Regions from separate parts of the Homo sapiens genome. Here region 1 is linked to region 2. A link is a loop called in an ENCODE intact Hi-C map of the cell type or tissue named here. Cell type or tissue: B cell. All regions are shown on one strand.

Region 1 (5,000 bases), 120 kb before region 2:
GGATTGATTTCCTCCACTCTACCTTCTATCCTATGCCTAAGTTGATCATGGAGCAAAATGTTCCTGTTTGTTCTTCCTTCTAGAGTTACGAATGGTAAAAAGGCAATAACTGATGTTTACTGAGCACTTCTTATGTGCTCTAAGCTCTCTTCATGCATTCTCTTTCCCCCCTTCCAAATCCTCTCCATCATAGCTGTTACTGCCACTTAAAGATGAAGGAAGAGCCTTGAGAGGTTTAGTAACATTCCCAGGCTGAGTGGTTAAGTAACTGGGGGAAGCTGGAATTTGATCTCTGCAGCCTTTTTTGTCTGTAAAATCTTGGGTGCACTGTAAGAGAAGCCCAAGAATTGTCCAGCGAAATTAAAACTGCACCCCAAAGTTCAGCGCCTGGGCTCCATCCTCAGAGCCTTTTATTGCACCCGCGCTTGGATGGGTGTCTTGAAGCCGATTTAATCCTGGTCTGTCTACACAGGGGAGCAGCAAGCTGTTGACAGCCTCATTTTATGGTCATCAGTGCCCTCTTCCTTCTGAAGCTTGTCAATTTTAATGTCTGGAGAACCAGGGGGTGGTGTAGGGGCTTCCAGACCCCTGTTTGCAATCATCACTTGTACACCAGAGCTTCTCACACTTAGATGCATGTGGAATTCCCTGGGGTTGGAGTTAAGTTGCAGGTTGTGATTCCATAGGCCTGGCCTGGGGTCTGATCCTGCATTTGTAACCAGCTCCCGGGTGATGATGTGGAGGTGGGTGTCCTCTGGCCACACTGAAGTCCCTAGTTCTAGATGCCATCACCCTCACCCTACTTCAGAGGCTGTACCAAATTCTTAGAAGAGAAATTTTGCCTCAAAAGCGACCTGGGAACCTGACCTCAGGAAGAATTTCATCTCTGTGGGAATGTGGAATCGGAGTGATAGAGGTGAATGACAAGGATGTGGTGTTCCTTAAGCTGACTCCTGATGAGCTTGGCGAAATGAAGCCAGACATTTTATAATTGGTCCCTTTTCTTTGTGTAGTGTCTAACACTTTTTGAATACCTACTGCATGTCAGTGCCTTTTCCCACTGAGGATCGTACTGGATAACTTTGGATCTAAGGTCGCTTTGGCAGTGAGAAGTTCCCGCCTCTGAGTCAAGACCACCTTTGAGTCCAGAAATGGTGGCTCACGCCTGTAATCCCAGCACTTTAGGAAGCTGAGGTGGGAGCTTGGCCCAGGAGCTCAAGACCAGCCTGGGCAACATAGTGAGACCCTTACTTGACAAAAAAATAAAAAAATTAGCCAGGCGCAGTGGCACGTGCCTGTAGTCCCCGCTACGTGGGAGGCTGAGGCGGGAGGATTGCTTGAGCCCAGGAGTTCAAGACTGCAGTGAGCCATGATTGTGCCACTGCACTTCAGCCTGGGTGAGAGAGCGAGACCCTGTCTCAAAAAAATAAACATAAAAATAAAGACCACCTTTGAGTTAGCAAGTATGACAGGAGCGCGTGAGTAGGAAGGAGGGAAGATTCGGATGATACACATGTTATCATGCTGTATTTCCTTCACTAATTATATGGGCTCGGTAAGGGATATTCAGAGGTTGTCAGTTGCCTTTGTGCCAGATTCAGTTGGACTCTGATAAAGACCTAGGCAAATACGATGTCTGTGCACCGTGTTCTGGGAAGCACTTTGAAGGACCCCGGGCAGATTCACTGGCATAGTTAATACACCCCGGACTTTCCCTCGCCCTGCATATGGTGGCTTATGAGAAGAAAGCGAAGACTAGAAAATCATTTGTGTGTCACTTTGCAGGAAAAACACTTCAGGTAATGAGACAGGATTTGAGTGGGAAGGTGATTATAACCAACCCTTCATTCATTTTCTACAAAATAGTCAACATGCAGTCTTCCAAGCTGCATAATGAATATAGCATCCTTTAGCTGGGGATGTTGGGAGGATTTATTTTTTATCTGTGATCCAATATTAATTTGCCTTAAACAAAAGAAGCAATTTACTGTGTAATTCTGAGGTTTATGGTGTTTCTACTAAGTCCTTTCATCTTTGAAAGATGGTGTTATGCATTTTAATAGAAACCATTTTTTTCTTAAAATCTTTTCTTTTTCTTTTTTTCTTTCTTTTTTTTTTTTTTTAACTCTTTCTTCTCTTCAGTCGGATTATAGAGTTGGAGCAAATGTCATGATGAACTTTGAGGCCTAGGCCTGGACTCTTGAGGTGTGTGTGTGTGTGTGTGTGTGTGTGTGTGTGTTTCTTTCTCCATAATAGTCCCAACCCTAAACAGGGGTATGGCACAGTACTTCTTATGAACAAAAGTGCTATTGGTCTACAAGGGGACTTGAGCCTGCACTAATTGTATTTGATTAGGATTTTTGTGCTGTCTGTATGATGTTTAACCACACTGTCAATTACAGACTTCCTTTAAGGAATTTCCAGGAAACCCCCTTACCATAAGAGTTTAAATTAATAGTTTGCTAGTTTAATGACAGCAGTTGGTAAAGGAAGCACCTTTCAGACCATTAGCTAAAGCCAACTTCCTTTAAACTTAAAGGAGGGCACAGCATGATAGATGGAGATCTGCCCCAGTGCGTCATCATAAATGCCTCGAGGCAGCCACAGGATGGGTTTTGACCTCAGTGGGGATAGGTTTGGTTAGAGGGTTGGGTAGAACCCCCTAACCTGTAGAAGAATCTAGAAAAGTGAGATGAACGCCTTTCTCTTAAGGCTGTCACTTGTCCAATTCCAACTCCCTCTTTAGTAACCACCTCCCTGCCTCCCAGCGAAGTGACCCCAGGGAGCCGGTTATTATGGCCCTGCTTGATGGATAATTACTGGTTGAGGCTTGATTTGACACCAGCATTTTGCATGATAGCCTGTTAGATTTGCTTGGCTCAGATTGATATTTTCATTCCTCTAAGGCTGCAGCATGGAAACATGGTTGAGTGGGGTTTGCCAAGATGGGATGATTTCCTGTGCTGTGGCAGGACCAGGACAGCTGTTCTGAGAACTGTTTCGGCAAAGCCTTCACAGTTGGTTTTGTTGAAGGCTTTTCTGCAGGTGCAGGGTTGGTTCCTAAAGGACAGTAGTCTGGTTTTCCTAGGAAACTACTTATGGAGAGTGCGTGTGTTTAATTTAGGAGGCACAGCTGTGCAAGGGACTGGGACTCCATCAGGGAACGGGGTGCAGGAGCTCCATGTTCCTTATGTCTTAGCTTCATTCCTAGTTGCTGGCGTCGGAACTGATCAAAGTTGTCTGTTGTCTTTCTGCACACCCATGCTACAGGCAGTAAGGGATGAGGCAGCAAAACCAGTTCACTGCTCATCAGCTGGGGAGGCTTCAGGACAGTCTCTGAACTACTGAGCATTAGTTTCTTTATCTGTCCAATGGGCCCAATGGCACCTGCTCTGCTCATCTCTCAGGATCTTACATGCCACATAAGCTAATGGAGAAGTAAATGCTTTATAAGCCTAAAGGAATGGACATGGGTGCATTCAGTGAGAGGCAGTAGGACTAATGGTTAGTGATTAGTTTGCTAAGTAGGAGCAGCAGTTGTTAGTGTAAGAAGGGCGGGTTAGTACATGGGTGGTGGTCAGGAGGAGCACCACTGCTGCTGCTACTTAGCCACTTGTGTAACCTTTTTTTTTAAACAAAACAAAACAAAAAAAAACAAACCTCTCAGTCTGCTATAGGATAGATTGTTCCAGCATCTGAAATTGCAAAGCACTTCTTGAAGGGGATTCTTAGGATGGCGTAATTTTGTTCACTCATAGGATCTTCTTCCTGGGGCATGATCCTAGCCATGTTCAGGATAAGCCCTGAGCATCAAGCTGGTGCAGTGAAGTGTTCTGTGGCTGGAGGCTAAATCTGTCCCAGGCTCACAGCATGGGAGCGGGGATGGCAGGGGCTTTTGAATTCCCTTGAGGGCACTTGGCCTTTGCTTGTATCTGCTCAGGAAGTCAGACAGTCTGCAGCCAGTGGCGTGTGCAGCCACCCCTTCTGTTCTCTGACCCTGGAGGCTTGTGGTCCATTTGTTTTAAAGGTGACTGTCTGATATTCCTTTGGAATACGTGAGTCCGGTGGGAAAGAATAGAACATATTCTGAATCTTAATGGTGGATTTAAAAAATCTATTTAGAGAATCTGAGCACTTAATTAGACATGTCTTTTTTTCCCCAGCTGCCCTAATTAAATAGTAATCATAATAAGGATAAGGATAATAGTTGATCTCAGTATCCTGTCTCCCAGTGAAGTTGCTCAATACATATTTGTAGATGAATGACTTGGAGATCCAAAGGAAGGTTCAGAGATTTGCCATTGTATTCGAGTCTACCCTGGTGGGACCTTTAAGGTGAACATTCTTCTTCTCTGGGCCTCCACCTTTTCCCTTCCCATATAACTATTTTCTCCTTATCTGCATGCTTTTCTGCAATGCATATCCGCAACAGGTGAGCCTGGGTGAATATGATTACATGCAGGTTGGTTTTTCTCCCTTCTTTGTGGTCCGCGTTTTGGGATTAAATCCCCCTGCAGACTTTTGTCTGGTCAGCCTGGTTGTGACTGTGGATCTTGGTTTCGTATACTGTCAGAGATGGCAAGGAATTCAAAGATGATGTCGTTTTACGTCTTTATTTTATAAACTCGGGCCCAAAGTGAAATGACTTGCCCAAGAATACACTGAGTGAGTGAGGTGGTCATAGAGAGCTAGCTCTCCTGACGCTTAGCTCAGACCTAATTCCAGGAAGGTGACTGCATCTAGCTTCTGCCCCAACACATCCTGGGAAGAAATGGTATCCTGCTAAGAGAATGAGGGCTGGATGGAGGTGTCCTGCGTAACGGTGTCAAAGTACTTCACTCTGTCCTCTGGGGATCCCACAGTGATTCTTTGATTCTATGCCCACTGAGGAAAAGTTGATTTGAGTCTACTCCACTGTTTGATTGAAATGGGCCTCTTCTGTCCCCAGCCTGGTGAGTCGTATCTTGTTTCCCTGCCAGTGGGCATTTTCTGCCTTTATC
Region 2 (5,000 bases):
GCAATCCATGCATACGTGGTCAAGCTTCATTGCCCTTCACGGAATAAGAGTTCAGAAAATGGTGGCATTAACATGATCTGAGGGAGTAGTGTTTGGCCCTCTGATGTCAAAAGGTCACCTCTCATGCCTTTGTGCAGGCCCAGTTGGAGGTCGGTGGTCTCAACCAGCTTGTGTTTGCAAAACACATACCTAAAAAAAGACTCATATACCAAATATACAGAGAACTCTTAAATTCAACAATAAGAGAACAAACAGCCCAGTTAAAAATGGGTGAAAGATACAAACAGATGTCGCCAAAGGAGATCTACAGATGGCAAGTAAGCATAAGAAAGGATGCTCTACATCATATGTCGTTAGGGAATTACAAATTAAAACAAAAATGAAATAACACTTAATACCTATTAGAATGTCTAAAATCCAAAACACCAGCAACACCAAATGCTGGTGAAGACATGGAGTAACAGAAATCTCATTCACTGCGGGTGGAAATGCAAAATGATACAGCCCTTTTGGAAGACAGTTTGGCAGTTTCTTATGAAACTAAACATCCTCTTATCATGTGATCCAGCAGTTGCACTCCTTAGTATTTACTCAAATGAGCTAAAAACTTATGTATCCACAAAAATCTGCACACAAATGTTTATGGCAGCTTTATTCATAATTGCCAAAACTTGGAAGCTACCATGATACCCTTATACAGGTGAAGGGATAAACACACTATGATGCATCCATACAACAGAATATTATTCAGCAATCAGAAATATGCCATCCAGCCACAAAAAGATATGGAGGAACCTGAAGTGCATATTACTAAGTGAAAGAAGTCAATCTGAAAAGGCTACGTTCTGTATGATTCCAACTATATGACATTCTGTAAAAGTTGGCAAATGTCTGTAAACAGCAGTAAATGACTATGGGGGCAGTAAAAAGATCAGTGGTTGCCAGGGTTTCAGGAGGTGGGGAGAGGGATGAACAGGAAGAGCACAAGGGATTTTTAGGACAGAAAACTACTCTATGCAATGCTTTAATGGTGGATACATGACATTACACAAAGAATGAAGTCTAATGTAAACTATGGACTTCAATTAATAAGAATGCATTGACAGTGGCTCATCAGTCACAACATATGTACCACACCAATGCAAGATATTAATGATAGGGACAGGAGGCAGGGAAATTCTGGGCAGAAGAGGGTTGGTCCCCAGCGAGGTCCCTACCCTCAAGCTGAAAAGCCTAATACTGTAGCCCAAAGTGAGACCTTACATCCCTGTTTTCCCGCTCAAATGTTGCCTGCCCCGACCCCCATCCTGTGCCCATAAATACCCCAGGCTCAGCCAACAGAGAGGGGAGAAGCAGCTGGACATTGGAGACTACAGTTGGATGTCAGAAGCAGCTTGACTTCAGAGGGACAGCTTGATGGCATAGCTTTAGAGATGAGTCCAATCGGGGACCACTGGACTCCAGGGGAAAATTACCTTCCCACTCCTTCCCCTTTTTAGCTCCCCTTCCTGCTGAAAGCCACTTTCACTGGCAATAAAATCCCCCACATTGGCCATCTTCAAGTCATTTGTGTGACCTCATTCCTCCTGGATGCCAGACAAGAACTCAGGTGCCACAAATGTGAATGCAAAAGGGTGTCTGTCACATGGACCATCCACTGAGCTGTTAACACTTAATCTGTCCATGGATGGCAAAGCTAAAAGGGCACTGTAACACTTCTTCCGGGGCTTCAGGGGTCATGGACACCCTCCCCTAGATGCTGCCACAGGGTCAGTACAGAGTTCGCTCTTGCTGGCACCCAAAAGCGTTCACCCCCACCTCCTGCACCCATTCACCTGTGTTCCCCCTCCTCTGAGGGGTGGAACAGTGAGTGAGTGGAATTTGCCCCTGCCAGCACCCATGTACTCCAGTTCCTGCCTGCAAAGGGGTCAGGGAAGTATCCTGCTTCATTAATAATGGGAAACTGGGGGTTAAGGTATGAGTGTATGTATATGGAAGCTCTATATACTTTCCACTCAATTTTTCTGTCAACCTAAAACTGCTCAAAAAAGAGAATCTATTAATTTAATTAAAAACAAAACTGGGTGGACCCTACCCACCTTCCTACCAGCAAACATGAGAAGGAGGATGGCTGTTCCCCAGTGCTGACGGGGGCACTCAACCTTCTGGGGGCAATTTAGCAATGGATAAGAAAATAAAAAGTCTGTAATCACCTTGATCTGGCACTTCTAGGAGTTTATCCTAAAGCCATGGTTCTCAACCAGGGGGGATTTTGCACCCCATCCACCCCAGGGAGGACATTTGGCAACATCCGAAGATAGTTTTGATTGTCAGAGCTGGGGAGCTGCTACTGTCCTCTAGTGGGTTGAGGCCAGGGATGCTGCTGAACGTCCTATGGTGCACAGGACAATCCTTACAACAGAGTCATCTGATCCTGTACGTCATTAGTGACACTTCTGAGAAGCCCAAATGAGGAACTGGGTAGGTACATAGTACTCATCTCAGTATTGTTCACAGTAGTGAGAAATTAGAAATGATCAAAATATCATGTGGCAGTAATTAAAGGATGGTATATCCATACTATGGGATCCTGTGCAGCCTTTAGAATGGCAGTATGGGAGTATGATCTCTAATATGAAAAAAAATGCTCATGAGACATACATGAAAAAAATTACAAAGCGACATGCATAGAAGAATTGTATCATTGTAAAGACAGAGTACCTATGCGCATTTCTTTTTTTACTTTTTACAAATTAATTTGATTTTTTTAAATTTTGAGACAAGGTCTTGCTGTGTCGCCCAGGCTGGAGTGCAGTGGCGCAATCGTGGCTTACTGCAGCTTCATCCTCCCAGGCTCAAGCAGTCCTCCCACTTCAGCCTCCTCAGTAGCTGGGACTACAGGCGTGTGCCACCATGCCTGGCTAATTTTTGTATTTTTGTAGAGATGGGATTTCACCATGTTGCCCAGGCTGGCCTAGAACTCCTGGGCCCAAGCGATCCTCCTGCCTCAGCGTTCACAAGTGTTAGTATTACAGCTATGAGCCACTACACCCAGCCTGTTATGTATCTCTGAGAAGACACATAACAAAATCTCAAGCCTGTGTCTAGGTGGTTGGAATATAGGTGGTTTTTAACTTTTAAAATTATTTTGGGGATTTAGATTTTTTTTTTTACAATGAACATTTATTACTTTTATAATTAAAACAAGAATACTTTTTAAAATTAAGAAATTATGCAACTAGATATGTAGTCAAGTAGAGGTTGCTTAAATACTAAGGTTTATTTTCAACTACTAATTACTTTCAAAAGTATTTTAAGGAACACATTGTCATACCAATTAGATGCCCACTACATGCAGGTTTTGTACATTTCATTTACTTCTCAAAAAGCCGTGTTGTAGGCTGGGCATGGTGGTGCACACCTGTAATGCCAGCACTTTGGGAGGCTGAGGCGGGAGGATCACTCGAGGCTGGGAGTTCAAGACTAGCCTGGGCAACATAGTGAGACCCCTGTCTCTACAAAAAAATTAAAAAATTAGCTGGGCATGACGGCACATGCCTGTAGTCCCAGCTACTTGTGGGAGGCTGAGGCGGGAGGATAGCTTGAGCCCAAAAATTTGAGGCTGTAGTGAGCTATGATTGTGCCACTGTGTTCCAGCCTAGGCAATAGAACAAGACCCTATCTCTTAAAACAAAGCAAAACAAAAAACCGCAAACCTTGTTGTTGCTCCTCACCACCCATTTTAGAGATGAGGAAGCAGAAGTTTGGAGGGTTAGATACGTCAGATGCAGAGATGGGGTTCTACCCTGTGTTTTCAAAGTCCAAGTCTTTCCCTCTGTACCATGGTAGGGGCAGTGTGCCACTGTAGTGGGTAGCGTGTTTGTGTGGGATTATCAGTAACAGATTTCTTCCAATATGCTCTTTTCAAGAACTCCAGCACATTTAGGGGATTTCCATTTGAGGAACTTAAGAGGACATTCAGAGACTTTTTCTTCACACACACACACACACACACAAAGTTCTCATGACTTTTTTTTGTTGTTGCACTTGAGGAGTTTTTCCTATCTGGAAAATTCCTTTGCCTGGAATGGCTTATTCTAGATCAGGGATGGAAACATCAGTTGTGCCTGAGAATCTGGTCTGGGTCTCATGAGCGTGTTTTCCAGCTCCTGGAAAGCCAAGACTTCACTGTTTTAACCCAGGGTAAGAAGGGACCTCTCTAGAACATTTCTCAGCTGTCATCTCATAAAGAGACTTGTCAAACCTGATTCCTCTGGTACCAAGAGGAAGCAATTTGAATTTTCTTATTTCCTCTGGAGTTTAGGGGTGCAGTTAGCAAACAAAGGAACCTCTTAGGTCTCTCTGCCTTTGCTATCTGCTAGTGGAGACTGCTTTTCTTGGACGGTTTCTGCAAGGAGCTGTCCGGCCAGTTGTGGATTGGCTCACGGGATGGAGAACTGCTTCCTCTGAAGAGAGGGACTTCTGCTTCCTCCTCACTGTGCTTATTGCTGCTCAGAGGCTGCTGGGAAATCTCTGCCGCAGCCACCCTCCCAGCGTGCACCTCCTGGATATCTGTCCATGGAAGCTCCTGGACACCCCCTACCTTCCCTGCATCTGGGTGGACTCCCGCATGCACTTGCTGCATTTCGTCTCAGGTTGCCTTTTGACTCTCCACCGCTTATGATTCCACTCGGTGGCCTCCCTACTGATGTCTTTCCTCAGCCATCTTGTAAGTGGTTTCTCCTTGGTTCCAGCCCTCACTGAGGCCAGATTCTGTTTCCTGCCTTCAGTGTCTAACGTGTGGCCAATCCTCTTTCTTCAAAGGCAGAGTGGCCCTGCTTGCATCTGCCAAAAAGACACACCTGGGCTCCCTGCAGCTGGCGTGGTGCTGCCTGGGCATCCTGCCAAGCCAGCATGCCCTCTTTCTAGGGGAGCTTTCCTGCTTCTGGTTTTCAAATCCTTGAAGCAGCACTGGGGAGGCGATGAAGAGGGTCAGGTTT

Evidence for each region. Hi-C counts contacts between places; a loop is a spot of excess contacts. Peaks named below come from ENCODE experiments on the same cell type or tissue, not always from the same donor. Only the 100,000 strongest peaks of a DNase experiment are listed, where the experiment ranks them.
Region 1: a loop joins it to region 2, with 4 times the contacts of the local background. A loop is called at or near these places in 1 of 110 quality-filtered maps.

The regions. Positions count from the first base shown.
Region 1 is chr12:104,516,867-104,521,866 of GRCh38, forward strand. The region is part of intron 1 of CHST11 (carbohydrate sulfotransferase 11); the gene reads left to right. Among named protein-coding and RNA genes, the nearest start is that of CHST11, 62 kb to the left of the region's middle. RefSeq lists an enhancer at 3,584-3,633. In B cell, no CTCF peak of the experiment used is centred here; DNase peaks (open chromatin) are centred at 2,585 and 3,915; H3K4me3 peaks cover 1,517 bases; H3K27ac peaks cover 2,587 bases.
Region 2 is chr12:104,639,643-104,644,642 of GRCh38, forward strand. The region is part of intron 2 of CHST11 (carbohydrate sulfotransferase 11); the gene reads left to right. Among named protein-coding and RNA genes, the nearest start is that of MIR3922, 51 kb to the left of the region's middle. RefSeq lists enhancers at 3,575-3,624, 4,522-4,571. In B cell, a CTCF peak has its summit at 2,332 (motif pointing left); DNase peaks (open chromatin) are centred at 2,409, 3,003, 3,859 and 4,819; H3K4me3 peaks cover 1,661 bases; H3K27ac peaks cover 4,380 bases.